Regions from separate parts of the Homo sapiens genome. Here all the other regions are linked to region 2. A link is a contact called in ENCODE Hi-C or POLR2A ChIA-PET data. All regions are on one chromosome and are shown on one strand. Each heading gives the region's core, a stretch centred on a gene start or an enhancer-like site at or near the end of the contact. The rest is flanking DNA. Distances are from core to core; before and after follow the strand shown. Region 1 overlaps LOC101928923 (a long non-coding RNA gene). Region 2 has its middle 14 kb from the start of TFB1M. Region 3 overlaps LOC101928923 (a long non-coding RNA gene).

Region 1 (4,741 bases), core at 1,032-3,531, 680 kb before region 2:
TCATGAGGGATCCACCCCCCATGACCCAAACACCTCCCATGAGGCCCATCTCCAACACTGGTGATCAGACTTCATCATGAGGTTTGGAGGGACAATATCCACACTATGGCAGCAAGAAGCAGCATGAATATGAGGGGGTTTGAAGTCAGTTATTTCAGTAGTTAAAGTTGCAGGATTGGTGGGGTGGTGAGTTAGTTACATTTACAGTAGGTCAGTATAGGTGTAGGTTTGAGGAAACTGAACTGCAAGTTCAGCTCACAACAGGAGTAACTGTAGTACGTAGCTTCGTGGGATCAGACGGTTCATTTATTTTCTGTGTTGCACAAATAACATTGCAATATGTTAATGAAAATTGAAATGAAAGTAAAACTTTGCCCGTGACTCACCATCGCAATAAATGGCCATTTTTGTGTTTTTCATGTTCTATGTTCTCTTACTAAATAAATACATTTTATGTAGTTATAGCTGTAATGTAGGCACAGTTCCATACTCTGTTTTCCATTTAACATTTTATTTCATAATCATTTTTTCTATGTCATTACTGCAGCTTCAGGCTTTGCAGCCCAGAGCGTGTGCTCCACCTAGTTTTTCCATTTCTCTTGAGGAAGCATCAGATAGAGCTGGGTGAGGTCTGTCCTTTGGGGTCAGTGGGGGCTTCCCACTGCCCCTCTGGCCGAGTGCGTGGTGGGAGCTTAAAGTATCATAGGGGCTGAGAGTTGTGGCAAAAAGACCCTTGAAGTTGCATGGAAAGATCAACTTTAAAATTATTTTTCCCAGCATAGATCCTGTTGGAGTTTGCTGGGATTATAACACCAATGAGGCTGATGGACAAATGGAGAAGAGGGAACTCAGAACTTGGAGCTACTTTGTTAATCAGCAGACCTGGGCCTTGGGAGGATAGTCCTCACCATAGGGCCGAGAATAAAGCTTGAGTTGCCAGGTGTTCTGTGCAGCCCAGGACGGGAGCCCATATTGAGGTTCAAGCTAACTCAGGCCAATAGAAGAGTCCAGAACACCTGGCACATGTCTAGGGCTGACAGGATCCCTGGAGGCCTGGGAACCACTCTCATTTTTGCTTATTTATCCTAGTTTCAGTCTACACTGCATAGCCCATTCAATTTATTTATTCTGGATTCTTACTCTGCCTCCTTCCATAAAAGATTTGAGACGTCTTGACACTGCAGAGTCAGTGATTCCAGCTCGGGGTCTTAGAATTTGTGCCCCTTTTATTTAGACCTACATAGTATGGAGTGCATAGAAAGAAGAATAGGAACTGGGGAAAGACAAACAAAGCTTAAGGAGGGTTGTAAAATACACAGAAGTAAGCAGGTGATCTTGGCTAGTATTTATTTCTTAGGCAGGACACACCGGGAATAAAAAAATACACAGCCTACTATTCCTCTGAGGAAATGATGAATGAAGTAAATGTTATTAGAGGCCCAGGAGGATGCTTTTCCTTATTTGTTAATGTACCTCGTGCTGAAAATATGCCGAGGGCTGTCAGCGCTGGGCGGCAGAATTCTAAGAAGCCTTTCCTGCCGACTCTTCTGTTTCGTGGAGGCAGTCTAACTTCCACCTCACAGAGAGCCACCAGAAGGAAAGCCTACGTTCCCTTCTCTCTTCCCATGTCTTTTTATTCCTCTCCTTCCTGGCCAGCATTTGACAGTGGAATGTCTTCCCAGGATGTACACATTTTCCCCAATAATCTTGAACACTTCCCATTTACCTCTAGAGCATCTTTCTTGTCCTGATTAAGGAGGTATCCTTCTCTTGCTCTCTCTCAGTTGAGGTTATTTTGTAGGAAAAAATGATTGCAGCCAGGGCTTGAAAGTGGCAGGGAATAAGTTTGAGTGTCCCCTATCTTTCCTCATGACAGTGCTGGAGCATTAGCACAAAGCCTGTCTGTCATCATGGGAAATAATCCCACCCAAACACACTGGGAAGACGTGAGGGTGTCTCCTTGGTCTTATTAGCCTAGCAGAAGGACAGAAAGATGAAGGGATGTGGGGTTGCGGGGAATGAGAAGCGCTGAACACCTGGAATTTGTTCCCTTGGGCCGACAGGTTGCAGCTTGCTTGCTGTTCTCCCTCTGTCTGAGAACACTTCGTATTTAACACTCTCTAATTCTGCTTGCACATCCTCTACTTCCTTCCTTCTTTTCATCTCTCAAGGTTTGTGCCCAAATATGGCTCTATTTCAGCTCTTATTTTCCACTTCACTTCAGATTCTCAATACTGTGGGTTGGGCAGAAAAGGCAATTTGCCAAGTCTAGGGCAGGACTTGTGTCTAAGGGAATAGATGAGCACCTTGCTGCTGCTGCTGTGTGTGTGTGTGTGTGTGTGTGTGTGTGTGTTTGTGTGTGAAAGAGAAAGAGAGAGAGAGAGAGAGAGAAAAGGGAGAGAGAGAGATCCTCCAGGAAGTACTTTGGAAACTGCTTCTTCAAAAATGGCAATAATGATTCCACCATATAGACATATTCTAGAAAACTTAGGGTCTAAGGGTCACAATATTTATCAGGGCATTCATGTATTTGTCTGCATTAATTCAACCAATATTTAGTAATGAAAACTCTTAAGTATGCAGTGTACTTGATGATCAATTCTCTTCTCTTGGATTTGCTCTGGTTCTGCCCAGGACTTAATATAGTGCTACACTCATGTGGTTTTTTTTCTTTGGTTCTGTTTATATGCTGGATTACATTTATTGATTTGCATATATTGAACCAGCCTTGCATCCCAGGGATGAAGCCCACTTGATCGGGATGAAGCCCACTTGATCATGGTGGATAAGCTTTTTGATGTGCTGCTGGATTCAGTTTGCCAGTATTTTATTGAGGATTTTTGCATCAATGTTCATCAAGGATATTGGTCTAAAATTCTCTATTTTGGTTGTGTCTCTGCCCGGCTTTGGTATCAGGATGATGCTGGCCTCATAAAATGAGTTAGGGAGGTTTCCCTCTTTTTCTATTGATTGGAATAGTTTCAGAAGCAGAAAAGGCCTTTGACAAAATTCAACAACCCTTCATGCTAAAAACTCTCAATAAATTAGGTATTGATGGGACGTATCTCAAAATAATTAGAGCTATCTATGACAAACCCACAGCCAATATCATACTGAATGGGCAAAAACTGGAAGCATTCCCTTTGAAAACTGGCACAAGACAGGGATGCCCTCTCTCACCACTCCTATTCAACATAGTGTTGGAAGTTCTGGCCAGGGCAATTAGGTAGGAGAAGGAAATAAAGGGTATTCAATTAGGAAAAGAGGAAGTCAAATTGTCCCTGTTTGCAGACGACATGATTGTTTATCTAGAAAACCCCATCGTCTCAGCCCATAATCTCCTTAAGCTGATAAGCAACTTCAGCAAAGTCTCAGGATACAAAATCAATGTACAAAAATCACAAGCATTCTTATACACCAACAACAGACAAACAGAGAGCCAAATCATGAGTGAACTCCCATTCACAATTGCTTCAAAGAGAATAAAATACCTAGGAATCCAACTTACAAGGGATGTGAAGGACCTCTTCAAGGAGAACTACAAACCACTGCTCAATGAAATAAAAGAGGATACAAACAAATGGAAGGACATTCCATGCTCAAGGGTAGGAAGAATCAATATCGTGAAAACAGCCATACTGCCCAAGGTAATTTACAGATTCAATGCCATCCCCATCAAGCTACCAATGACTTTCTTCACAGAATTGGAAAAAACTACTTTAAAGTTCATATGGAACCAAAAAAGAGCCCGCATTGCCAAGTCAATCCTAAGCCAAAAGAACAAAGCTGGAGGCATCACGCTACCTGACTTCAAACTATACTACAAGGCTACAGTAACCAAAACAGCATGGTACTGGTACCAAAACAGAGATATAGATCAATGGAACAGAACAGCGCCCTCAGAAATAATGCCGCATATCTACAACTATCTGATCTTTGACAAACCTGAGAAAAACAAGCAATGGGGAAAGGATTCGCTATTTAATAAATGGTGCTGGGAAAACTGGCTAGCCATATGTAGAAAGCTGAAACTGGATCCCTTCCTTATACCTTATACAACAATTAATTCAAGATGGATTAAAGACTTAAACGTTAGACCTAAAACCATAAAAACCCTAGAAGAAAACCTAGGCATTACCATTCAGGACATAGGCATGGGCAAGGACTTCATGTCTAAAACACAAAAAGCAATGGCAACAAAAGCCAAAATTGACAAATGGGATCTAATTAAACTAAAGAGCTTCTGCACAGCAAAAGAAACTACCATCAGAGTGAACAGGCAACCTACAAAGTGGGAGAAAATTTTCGCAACCTACTCATCTGACAAAGGGCTAATATCCAGAATCTACAATGAACTCAAACAAATTTACAAGAAAAAAACAAACAACCCCATCAAAAAGTGGGCAAAGGACATGAACAGACACTTCTCAAAAGAAGACATTTATGCAGCCAAAAAACACATGAAAAAATGCTCACCATCACTGGCCATCAGAGAAATGCAAATCAAAACCAAAATGAGATACCATCTCACACCAGTTAGAATGGCAATCATTAAAAAGTCAGGAAACAACAGGTGCTGGAGAGGATGTGGAGAAATAGGAACACTTTTACACTGTTGGTGGGACTGTAAACTAGTTCAACCCTTGTGGAAATCAGTGTGGCAATTCCTCAGGGATCTAGAAGTAGAAATACCATTTGACCCAGCCATCCCATTACTGGGTATATACCCAAAGGACTATAA
Region 2 (4,699 bases), core at 311-2,810:
TCCTAGCCTACACAATCTTACAAGATGTGCCACCTCTCCTTCTCCAGTCATCTCCTCTATACAGCAGACCTGCCTGCTGATTCTCAGATACTCCCAGCTCCCTCCTACACCAGGGCCTTTGCACATGCTTTCTCTTTGGACTACCTAACACCCACGTATCTTTCATTACTCAGCCTCACCATCAGAACCTCCAGGTACGCGCTCCCTGACCTTGGCCTTTCCTTCATATCTCTCCTCACGTCTACTGGCCCAAGGGCAGATCTGGTCATTCTGTGCTAGCTTCTCCTATACTGCATGTTTTGTTTTTTCCTTCAGAGACTTTATTACAGGTTGTAATTATACATTGATATATGGTTATTATTGGTTAATGTCTGTCTTCTGCCGTGGACTATAAGCTACATGTGGGGACTATAAGCTTGTTCAATAGCACACAGAACTATGTAGCTATGAGCAAATTACTTAAACTTTCCCAAAAAAAAAAAAAAACAGTGTGGGGGAACAATACTGCCTCAAAGGTTTTTGGCAGGCTTAATCAGCTATGTAAAGCACTAAACAGAATAGGCTCATTTACTCGATACATGGTAGCTATTCCTGCTGTTATTCCCTACAATATGCTGTGGGCCGTCAGAATTTGTCCTCATTTTAAAATTGTTTCTAGTCTCGTAAAAAGGGAAAACATTCACACAAATAATTAAAACACTATAGGATAAGAGTCTATCACACTAGCCAACAGGAGGCCTGACCTAACAGGCTTTGGCCTTCGCAAATGTGAAGTCGCCGACATTCAGGATACCTTCTATCATCTCTCCTTTAGGGACCATCAGGATCCTGCTGCTTGGATCACAAGCATGGCATTATCAAGAGATTGGCTCAAACACCATCTCCTCAGTGTAGACCTTCGTGATGCTGCCAAGAAGAATTAACACCTTTTTCATCCCATGTCCTCCAGCAGTGTGTGTCTGTGTGTGTCCCTATTAAGAAATTGAAGTTCCTCAAAGGCAAGAATCATGTTTTTCATTTCTATATTCCTAACCAAATCAACTACAATAAATGCCCAAATAAGTTTCATTGAATGAATGAATGAATGAATGAATGAATGAAAAGGAAATTAAAATTACACACACAACAGTGGATATGTAGAAAAGACAAGCACAGCAAGAGCAACTAGGCTGCCCAGGGAGGCAGTATGCAAGTCCAGAACCTAGCTTATGTTCAGAGGGCTTTCAAAAGACAGATCAAAGGAAGTGGAGCCTGGGCAAGAGGCAGCCCTAGTCTGTTTACTCTTCAGTCACTTTGTAACTTACCTGCTGCCCCCACCCCAGGTCTGCTTTGACATGAGATCTTTAAATGTTGAGGTGGGAAGGGGGGAATCGCTTAACTGCTATCTGATTCTTCATCTGTAAAATAAAGCTACTGACACTGACCTTCCTCATAGAGCTATTGTGTGGGATAATTAATTAATAATTGCAGAATCCTTTAAGAGTATAAAGTGCAACATAAATGCTAAGCATAATTTCCACACAGTCTCTGCTGGCTCTTCTCAAGCACATTCCGGCGGCCTCGGGGTCTTTGATCTGCTGTTATCACCTGCAATAGAGCAAACAATGCCTTTGTATCATTAAGCAAATACATAATGAATGGTATTCATTGTTAAAGGTTACTTAGCAATATAACTTTTTTTTTGCCTTTTGAATGGGAACATCCACCGGTGAGAGGATTACGTAAGCTAATAGCTAATGTATCAAAGGAAAGGAGAGAAAAGAAACAGCCATGGCAACCAGAGCAATAGGGCCCAGGCTTTGGCCCTCAGAAGAAACCTGTATCCACCTAGCAAAAGGAGGATAAGGACTAACTGGGAGAAAACCAGAGGGGATGGTGAACAGAAAAGTCAACAACAGGAAATGGCAGACTGTGGCCTAGTCATCCTCTGGCTGTCAGATCTCGGCTTATTGCATGAGACATAATCTGCCATCTTCAGGAGTGTGAACCTGGTCCTCTTCGAGTCTCTGGGTTCTTCCCTTCATGCCGAGTGGTGCTTTGGTGGGAAAATTGTGTTTTTCTTTGAATATAACCTTTTCTAGAGATAGAGGTGGGCGGCACTATGATCAGAGAACCTTTATCCTCTGCATTCCTCCCAATGCTCGGCTCTTCCCCGAGAAATGGCCCTCAACCCAATGCAGGGGCAATGGCTAGCCCCAGGAACAATCATCCCAAGATTCTCAAGGTAAGTGAGACAGACCACCTCCTCCCATAAAATGCAAAAAAGCTCACAACTTGTTCATTGGCTCACTTGATTTAATATCAAAAGATTGGAACAGTGTTACAATTCCCTTAAGTGTTCCTTTGAGATTTAAACAAAAGAAATAACAAATGTTTACTGATTTGGTTTGGATTGTTCAAGTTTAGACTTCAGTACTCTAGCACAGTCTTAAGGTATTTGGTAATTCTACAAGTTTAATTTTTAAATGTTAGAGTTAACTTTTATGTCATGTTTTTCAAAAACTATGTGAATTTACAATGTACTCCTCTCCCTATATTCCTTTAAATAATACCCAAAACACAACTCTCATATACCCCTCTATGTTTTACTGCCTTGGCTACAGGGATTTTATGTCTCTTATTTGGCATTGCTGTTTATTGTCACTTCCCCCATAATTCTGGTTTTTGCTGCCCTGTTTTTTTATCCTTTTGAAAGTCTTTCTTCACTATGCTAAGTCAAACTTTGAAACTCTTGGTAAATGCCATAAAATTTTTCTTAACATGGAACAAGATCGCCACCCAGTGGCCATGCTGAGCTTCACTCTATGCATTTTTCCAGATTTTTCCCCTCACACTTTTATTTATCTGGACTGCAGAACAGAGGTGTCCTTAAAGAATAGCCCAGCCCCTTCATTTTTCTGAGGAGAAAACTGAAGGTCAGAAAGGTTAACATTTGGTCAAGTCCACAATACCACAATAAGACCCATGCCTTAGGCCAGGCTTCAGTCCTCATGTTTTCAAGGACTACCTCAGAACTGGAGGTGACCTTCAGGATCAGCCAATCCAAGCCCTCTAACATACAGATGAGGACACTGAGGCACAGAGAAGAAAAATGGCTTCTCAAGATTTATGGAGCTGACTAAATGGGACAAAATTAACACTTAGCCTGATGTTCATTCTCCTACTTAGACCAATCTCATTTTAAATATTTTATTTTCCCCCTTGGATTATCATAATTCCAGCCTTTAATAGGTGACCATAGTAGATGAGCATAAAATGGTCAGCCCTTGCCTTCCTCAAAATGAATAAAGTTATGTAATGGGAACCGTCAGAAAGGTAAAATTCATTCTCATTAATGAACTGTTCATTGTTGGTATATCCAAAAATATTTCACCACTTTTGTTTATACTTAGGAGGTGATAGATTTAATTAAAGGCAATTAGAAATTCTAACTATGCCTTCTTTCAGTTTAAAGAGAATACTTGGCCAGGCTTGGTGGCTCACGCCTGTAATCCCAGTACTTTGGGAGGCCGAGGCAGGCGGATCACGAGGTCAGGAGATCGAGACCATCCTGGATAACATGGTGAAACCCCGTCTCTACTGAAAATACAAAAAATTAGCCGGGCATGGTGGCGGGCACCTGTAGTCCCAGCTACTCAGGAGGCTGAGGCAGGAGAATGGCGTGAACCCGGGAGGCGGAGCTTGCAGTGAGCCGAGGTCGCGCCACTGCACTCCAGCTTGGGCGACAGAGGGAGACTCCGTCTCAAAAAAAAAAAAAAAAAAGAATACTCATCTCTGGTTCAAAATGTCTTGATTCTAGAATTTCAGTACTTGGATTTGAACACTTCCTCTGGCAAGTTAGGGATGACTTCACATTGTCCACTAACTTCAAAATCCTCTTTATGGCATGAGAAAGATCCACAACATTGAAGAGTCCTTATCACTCTAAATAATTCTGAGTTCCTAAACTCAGGTGAATAAGATTCACAGAGGGTAGCGGATGCTGCCTGGCTTTGCCCCACCCCAGATCCGTATGGTCCTCCTGAGTTCATCTGCAGCTGTGATCCAGGCAAACTGACAGCTCCCCACCTCCCCTGCTGTCTTCCATGCCTGGGGGCTTTGGAGCCTCCCCAGCTTCTGGTGGGACAATGCTGAGTTGGGCTGCACACGGTTTTTCAAAAGATCCCCTGGGATTGAGCCCCAGTTGCCCTGGAGCCCTAACATGAAACTACTCCCTAACCCCTGGAATTGGCCTTTCTCCTTTTCCCATGGCATTTTCCCGACTTCCTCACTTGTGCTTCCTGGGATTACCTCTCCAGGAGGGGCAATTAAACAAACAACCTGCATCCACACCCTTGCCTCAGGGCCTGATTTTCAGGGAATACAAACAACTGACTCTGCATTGTAGAGAAGCCCTGTTTTGCCTTGATGACACATCTAGTCTCTAATAATGGTGTCCCAAGAGGTTGTTCAGTCTGGCCTTTCTCCCTGTATACAAGCAGATTAACTAGGAAGCATGAGAAGTTGAAATGTCAGGGCCTATCACTCGAACAAGCCATTTTCAAGCCTTGGGAAGGGCTCTAGAAATCTACTCACATGGTATATGTTTTTGTAAAATTTACAAAGGCAAGACATTTTAACCCTAGTCAGTCAAGACCACTGTCTCTTTTCAGGTTGTATTCTGGTGACGGAGAGTACTTTGGGAATCTAGCTAAAGGGG
Region 3 (5,142 bases), core at 1,321-3,820, 660 kb before region 2:
TACTGACATCAAAAGGGCCACTTTTGGACTTGGCAATTTCTATGAAAGATCTTCGAATACAGATAGTGCTTTCTTTTTTGCAGGCACGGCTTGGCATTTTGAGCCAGGACACACAGAGTGTTTAGGATGCTCAATGAGTGTGTATTTTTTGTTCTGCTTTGCTTTTGTGTTTTGTTTTCATGAAAAAGCTCACAAACATGAGAGAATTACAGAACGTAAGCAGGAGTCTAACAGCGAGAACGCATGGACACAGGGAAGGGAACAGCACACACCGGGGCCTGTTGGAAGTTTGGGGATGTGAGGGGGACAGCATTAGGACAAATACCTAATGTATGCAGGGCTTAAAACCTAGATTATGAATTAACAGGTGCAGCAAGCAATCATGGCACATGTATACCTATGTAACAAACCTGCATGTTCTGCACATGTATCCTGGAACCTAAAGTAGAATAAAATAAAAAACATAGGCTTGTGGAATCACACACACTGTAAGCCAGAGTGGCTGATAGATGGTGGAGTTGTGGGCATGTGTATTTCTATGCAGTTCAGTTCAGCTGCATGCAGTTTGCTGTTCTCAGGGACAAAATTGAACATCAGCAAATGCAAAATTCACGTTATGCTTGAATTGTTCCCTGGTGTATCCATTGCACTGGAACAAATGCACAATTTCAGAACTAGTGTTATGGAAGACTTAACTATACAATAGTAACATAGGAAAATTTTTAAATACTGAAAATTTAAATTGTGTAGAAAGCAAACTTAACAGTGTTTTTTTTCTTTTTATTTTATTTTATTTTATGATTATACTTTAAGTTTTAGGGTACATGTGCTTTTAATCTCTGGTATAAGCTTGTTGTAGAAGAGAGGCATCTGTGGTTTAAAGCCAAAGGTAGCTTCAGTGGGATGTCAGCCTGTGGGAATAGAGATGAGTGAGAAATCTGCATTCGACATTGCATGGTACAAGAATTCCAGTAACTCCCGGTCTCAAAAGGAACATACCCTGGAACAGAGTCCTGGGCAGCTAAGAAGGCTCCCCTGTCAAAGGCATCTCCCATGGCCTCCTGGCTCAGCAGGGCTGAGGAGGAGGGATCGCTTAGTAATTGCTTGTGCTGTACGGACCTTTACCTTGACACTAACTGGGCACATTATCATAGGCTCAGAGGCCCAGCACCTAAATGAAATGTGGCTCAGCTCACAAGGAGCCTGGGCCTCGGCAAAGCAGAATCACATATCAAAATGAAAACTTGGTCCCATATGTCTTTAAACCCATGACGGTTACTGCTGATATGATACTGCAGGGGAAAATGACTTAGATTTCTGTTGGGTAGATGGATTTTTGGGGTCTCTCTGTGCAATTTTCTTTAACATAGTGGGGTCTTTGTCACTGTAATGAAAACTGCCTTCAGCTGAAAGGAAAAGAGAGAGAAAGAGAGAGAAACAATAGAAGCCTAGAAGCAGAATTTTCCAAATAAATTAAACAACTTTTGAGACATAAGATTTATATTAGAAACACTGATAAAACCTTATCCTTGAAGGTGTGAAGATCTAGGCTCTTAAAATTAATGTAAATAGCAGTATTACTGCTGCAGGCATCCACTGAGATCTTGGAGTGTATGAAAAGACATGTCTCAAAAGAGAGACACAAAAGAAAGGGTCACATCTCATCAAGAGTGTTTGCAAAGTCTTGGGGAAATTTGTGCAGTTTGAATAATAACACCTTGCACTCTTACTTCTTCATAGATAGCACATAAAATGAAGCATAAAGAAAAGAATAAACAGAGATCATTTTGTGCCTGTTCATTTCCATGAGCAAATGTGGATGTCTCAGCATGTGTGAACCCCGAGTTCTGTGGGTTAGCCTAAGCCCAGGGCTCAAAACCAAGAGGTCTGAGACTCACTCTTAGCCAGTCATAGACATGACCTGTGCTGGGCCTCCTACCTACAAATATAAAACCATTCACCTTTCAGGTTTAGCGGTAAGATTAGATGAATTGATGTGTAGGAAAATATTTTTGAAGTAATAATATGTTGATTGAAGATTATTATTAACGTGGGAACAGGGAAGGAGGGAAAATGGTGAAGGAAAGAGGAAAACTGTTTGAGTTCACCCAGTTCCCGTGGGAAATGTGTTTTGCTAGTGGGGTGACTGGGACGGCAGGGTATGTGAGTAACAGAGAAAGACAGCGTGCACATGTTCAAGTGCTTATAAATGCAAGGAGGACAACCCTTTATTAGGCAGGAGATATGCTGAGTTTCAGGTTTACATTACCAGGAGACTTGGAAAAGTTGAAACTCAGCCTAACTAGGGCTGCCAATGGCCTCTAATGAAAATTTCCATTTGGAGAGACTAGATGTTGACTTGGCATGACACCAAACAAGCAGCCTGCTGCAGAATTTTACACCAATTGTATTTCTCCTAATTAAACCCTGTCTGACCTCAGCATTAAGAAACAATTTGTTTCAGGATATAACCAGCACACATAAGCAATTACATTCTGTTTGCCCCATTAGCATTATTTGGCTCCTTTGCTATCCAGGGCTGCTACTGCAGCAAAAGCCGCCCATGAGCCAGAGCTATAAAAAGCCTGGAGCGCTCAGAGGCTTTTTCCACCCCCCATATGAAGAACTAAGAATATCATCATATTTCAGCCAAGCCAAAGATTCTGGGAACAGTGTGCTTCTGTGTTTATTATAAGGGAGTGTCTATATATATATATATATATATATATATATATATATGAATATTTCTTATGAGTTAAAAAAAACTCTACTTATAAAAAACCTGAAGAAACTATAATAATCTAGGTTTATAATAATCTAAGCTTATCTGATATGTTATGTTTCATGTTCCTGTTCAGCTATACCCCTTATACTTTAACTTTTTTGTAGCTCTTGGACTTGAATTTTGGAGTTTAAAAGGAACACACATTGGGTCCCGAAAAGTTTTTGGGGTGGGGGCATATGTTCTTTTATAAAAGAGGCATCATATCCATATAACAGAGAGAGAAATGAGAGAAAGACCTTCAAACCTGACAGCTCTCCCCAGACCCCACTGGTAAAGTTCATTCCAGCGGTAGGAGCTCTGGAGCTGGGGCCAAGAAGGGGGCTTTGTCCTCCAGGCCCTGCTGCTTTCATCTCCTGTATCTCAAGCTCATCCCCTACCTCTGAGTCTCTGTTTCCTCTTCTGTAAAATGAATCAGATGAGACGAGGCACGGTGGCTCATGCCTGTAATCCCAGAACTTTGGGAGGCCGAGGCGGGCAGATCACCAGGTCAGGAGATCGAGACAATCCTGGCCAACATGGTGAAACCCTGTCTCTACTAAAAATACAAGAATTAGCTGGGTGTGGTGGTGCACGCCTGTAGTCCCAGCTACTTGGGAGGCTGAGGCAGGAGAATTGCTTGAACCCAGGAGGTGGAGGTTGTAGTAAGTCGAGATCGTGTCACTGCACTCTAGCCTGGCAACAGAGCGAGACTCCGTCTCAAAAAAAAAAAAAAAAGAAAAGAAAAAAGAAAGAAAGAAACAGATGATACCTGAGGTGTTTCTTTGGTTAGGTTACTATTGAGATTAGTCGAATCCTAGGTTCTGTTTATCCTTGGCCCATGAAAGTCACAGAGCACTGACTCGCCATTAGAATGTTCTTTATTCTAACTTCCTTCTGAACCTTTTCTTTGCAAACTTCTGTCTTCTGCCATCCTCGATTTGGGAGCTGAAGTGGGACAGTTAGGAAGGAGGTTGCAATGTATTCCATGTAGGAAGGAGATAGATAGAAATGAGAAAATAATTCCATGTAACCTATTGGGGGAAGCAAAAGAGCGGATGTTTGTTCTCAGTTTTTATCTAATTTTGACCTCTAGTGCCTTGGAAAAAAAATTACCATTGGTTTCTCTCCTTTACTTTTTCTACCTGTAAAATGGGAATAAATCCATCTCCCTTCTTTTTATTTCACAGAGATATGGCAGGGTTGAGCCAGGTCGCCAACTAAGGGCTTTAAGCATCTCCCAATGCAGGTGCTATTGAATGCAGTGTGATTCACTTCTGTGTGCTATGGCAGGTGTGTCAGGACAGTATTGTGACATGCACTCTTCAGAGCACAGTTTCTCTCTGTGAATCAAGAGCACCTTCTTTTGGCAGCTAAGTCTCATGAGCCTTAGAAATAAAGGTACATTTCAGCATTGAATCAAACTTACAGAAGACTGAGAATAAAGAATCAGTGCCTATTGACCTTCCTAAGCCATAAGGATGAGTGTCTGTCCCTTTCTTCTGGCAGGGTTGAAGCCCACTGTCACAGTGTGGCCTCATCACAGTGGTCTTCACTAAGTCCTTAGAAAGGCATGGTGCCAAGGTGGTGCACGCGTGCACACACACACAGCAGATGTGCGCTCACAAATGCACACGTGTGACAGATACACTCATTTTGAGGTATAGGGTCTGGAATGTAGGGAAGTAAGAGCCATACTTTGAAATGGGAATCTTGTACATGAGTTCCATCTCAGACATTTACTAGCCAAAAGGCTTGGGCAAGTCCTTTATTGTCACCTGGTACCAGCCTATGCACATTTAATTTCGCAGATACCATTATCTGCATTTTGTTTTTTCTCTTACGTATTTCTCATAAGTCAAAGGTACTGACATACCTGCTTGTACTAAACAGTTGGTACATCAGTGATTCTAAAAATTTAGGAATCCTCTGAAGCATTTATGAAAGTGAAGATTCCCAGATTCCCTTAGAGGTTTTCACAGCTGGCATGGAGTCCAGGAATTTGCATTCTTAACATTCAATCCTAGTGAATTTGATGTAAGAGCTACTTCTAAAATACACTAGATGAACATATAAGGCACACAGAACACTTCCTGACACATAGTAAGCATTCGGTATATATTTATTGACTCCGTGCATAGATGGCAGCCTAGTCTATCCATATCAAGAAAGACTACCTGCCCAGTAGGTCTTATAAAAGCTTACTTGTTGTGTTCTCTGTTCGTGTAAATGACGAGTTAATGGGTGCAGCACACCAACATGGCACATGTATATATATGTAACAAACCTGCACGTTGTGCACATGTACCCTAGAACTTAAAGTATAATTTAAAAAATGTAAAAAAATAAATAAATAAAAGCTTACTTGTTGGGGTAACTCT

What was found. Hi-C counts contacts between places; a loop is a spot of excess contacts on that map. ChIA-PET counts read pairs that join two places held with the same protein, here RNA polymerase II (POLR2A). Pooled maps may share reads with other maps.
Region 1: a map of IMR-90 shows a loop between it and region 2 (4-fold over the local background). The contact joins two enhancer-like sites. A Hi-C loop is called at or near these places in 1 of 168 maps with a recorded cell type or tissue (IMR-90), 1 of 37 single-sample maps with no recorded cell type and 2 of 50 pooled maps. POLR2A ChIA-PET finds 5 or more read pairs at or near these places in 3 of 52 experiments (A549, H1 and SK-N-SH).
Region 3: a map with no recorded cell type shows a loop between it and region 2 (4-fold over the local background). The contact joins two enhancer-like sites. A Hi-C loop is called at or near these places in 6 of 37 single-sample maps with no recorded cell type and 6 of 50 pooled maps. POLR2A ChIA-PET finds 5 or more read pairs at or near these places in 2 of 52 experiments (Panc1 and naive thymus-derived CD4-positive, alpha-beta T cell).

Annotation. Positions count from the first base shown.
Region 1 is chr6:156,010,816-156,015,556 of GRCh38, reverse strand. The region is part of intron 4 of LOC101928923 (a long non-coding RNA gene); the gene reads left to right. Among named protein-coding and RNA genes, the nearest start is that of MIR1202, 66 kb to the right of the region's middle. Within about 2 kb of position 2,281, at least 3 of the 41 ENCODE cell types and tissues checked have a DNase peak (open chromatin) inside an H3K27ac peak, as active enhancers do.
Region 2 is chr6:155,325,777-155,330,475 of GRCh38, reverse strand. No RefSeq gene overlaps it. Among named protein-coding and RNA genes, the nearest start is that of TFB1M, 14 kb to the right of the region's middle. Within about 2 kb of position 1,560, at least 2 of the 41 ENCODE cell types and tissues checked have a DNase peak (open chromatin) inside an H3K27ac peak, as active enhancers do.
Region 3 is chr6:155,983,164-155,988,305 of GRCh38, reverse strand. All of the region lies in intron 4 of LOC101928923 (a long non-coding RNA gene), which reads left to right. Among named protein-coding and RNA genes, the nearest start is that of MIR1202, 39 kb to the right of the region's middle. Within about 2 kb of position 2,570, at least 5 of the 41 ENCODE cell types and tissues checked have a DNase peak (open chromatin) inside an H3K27ac peak, as active enhancers do.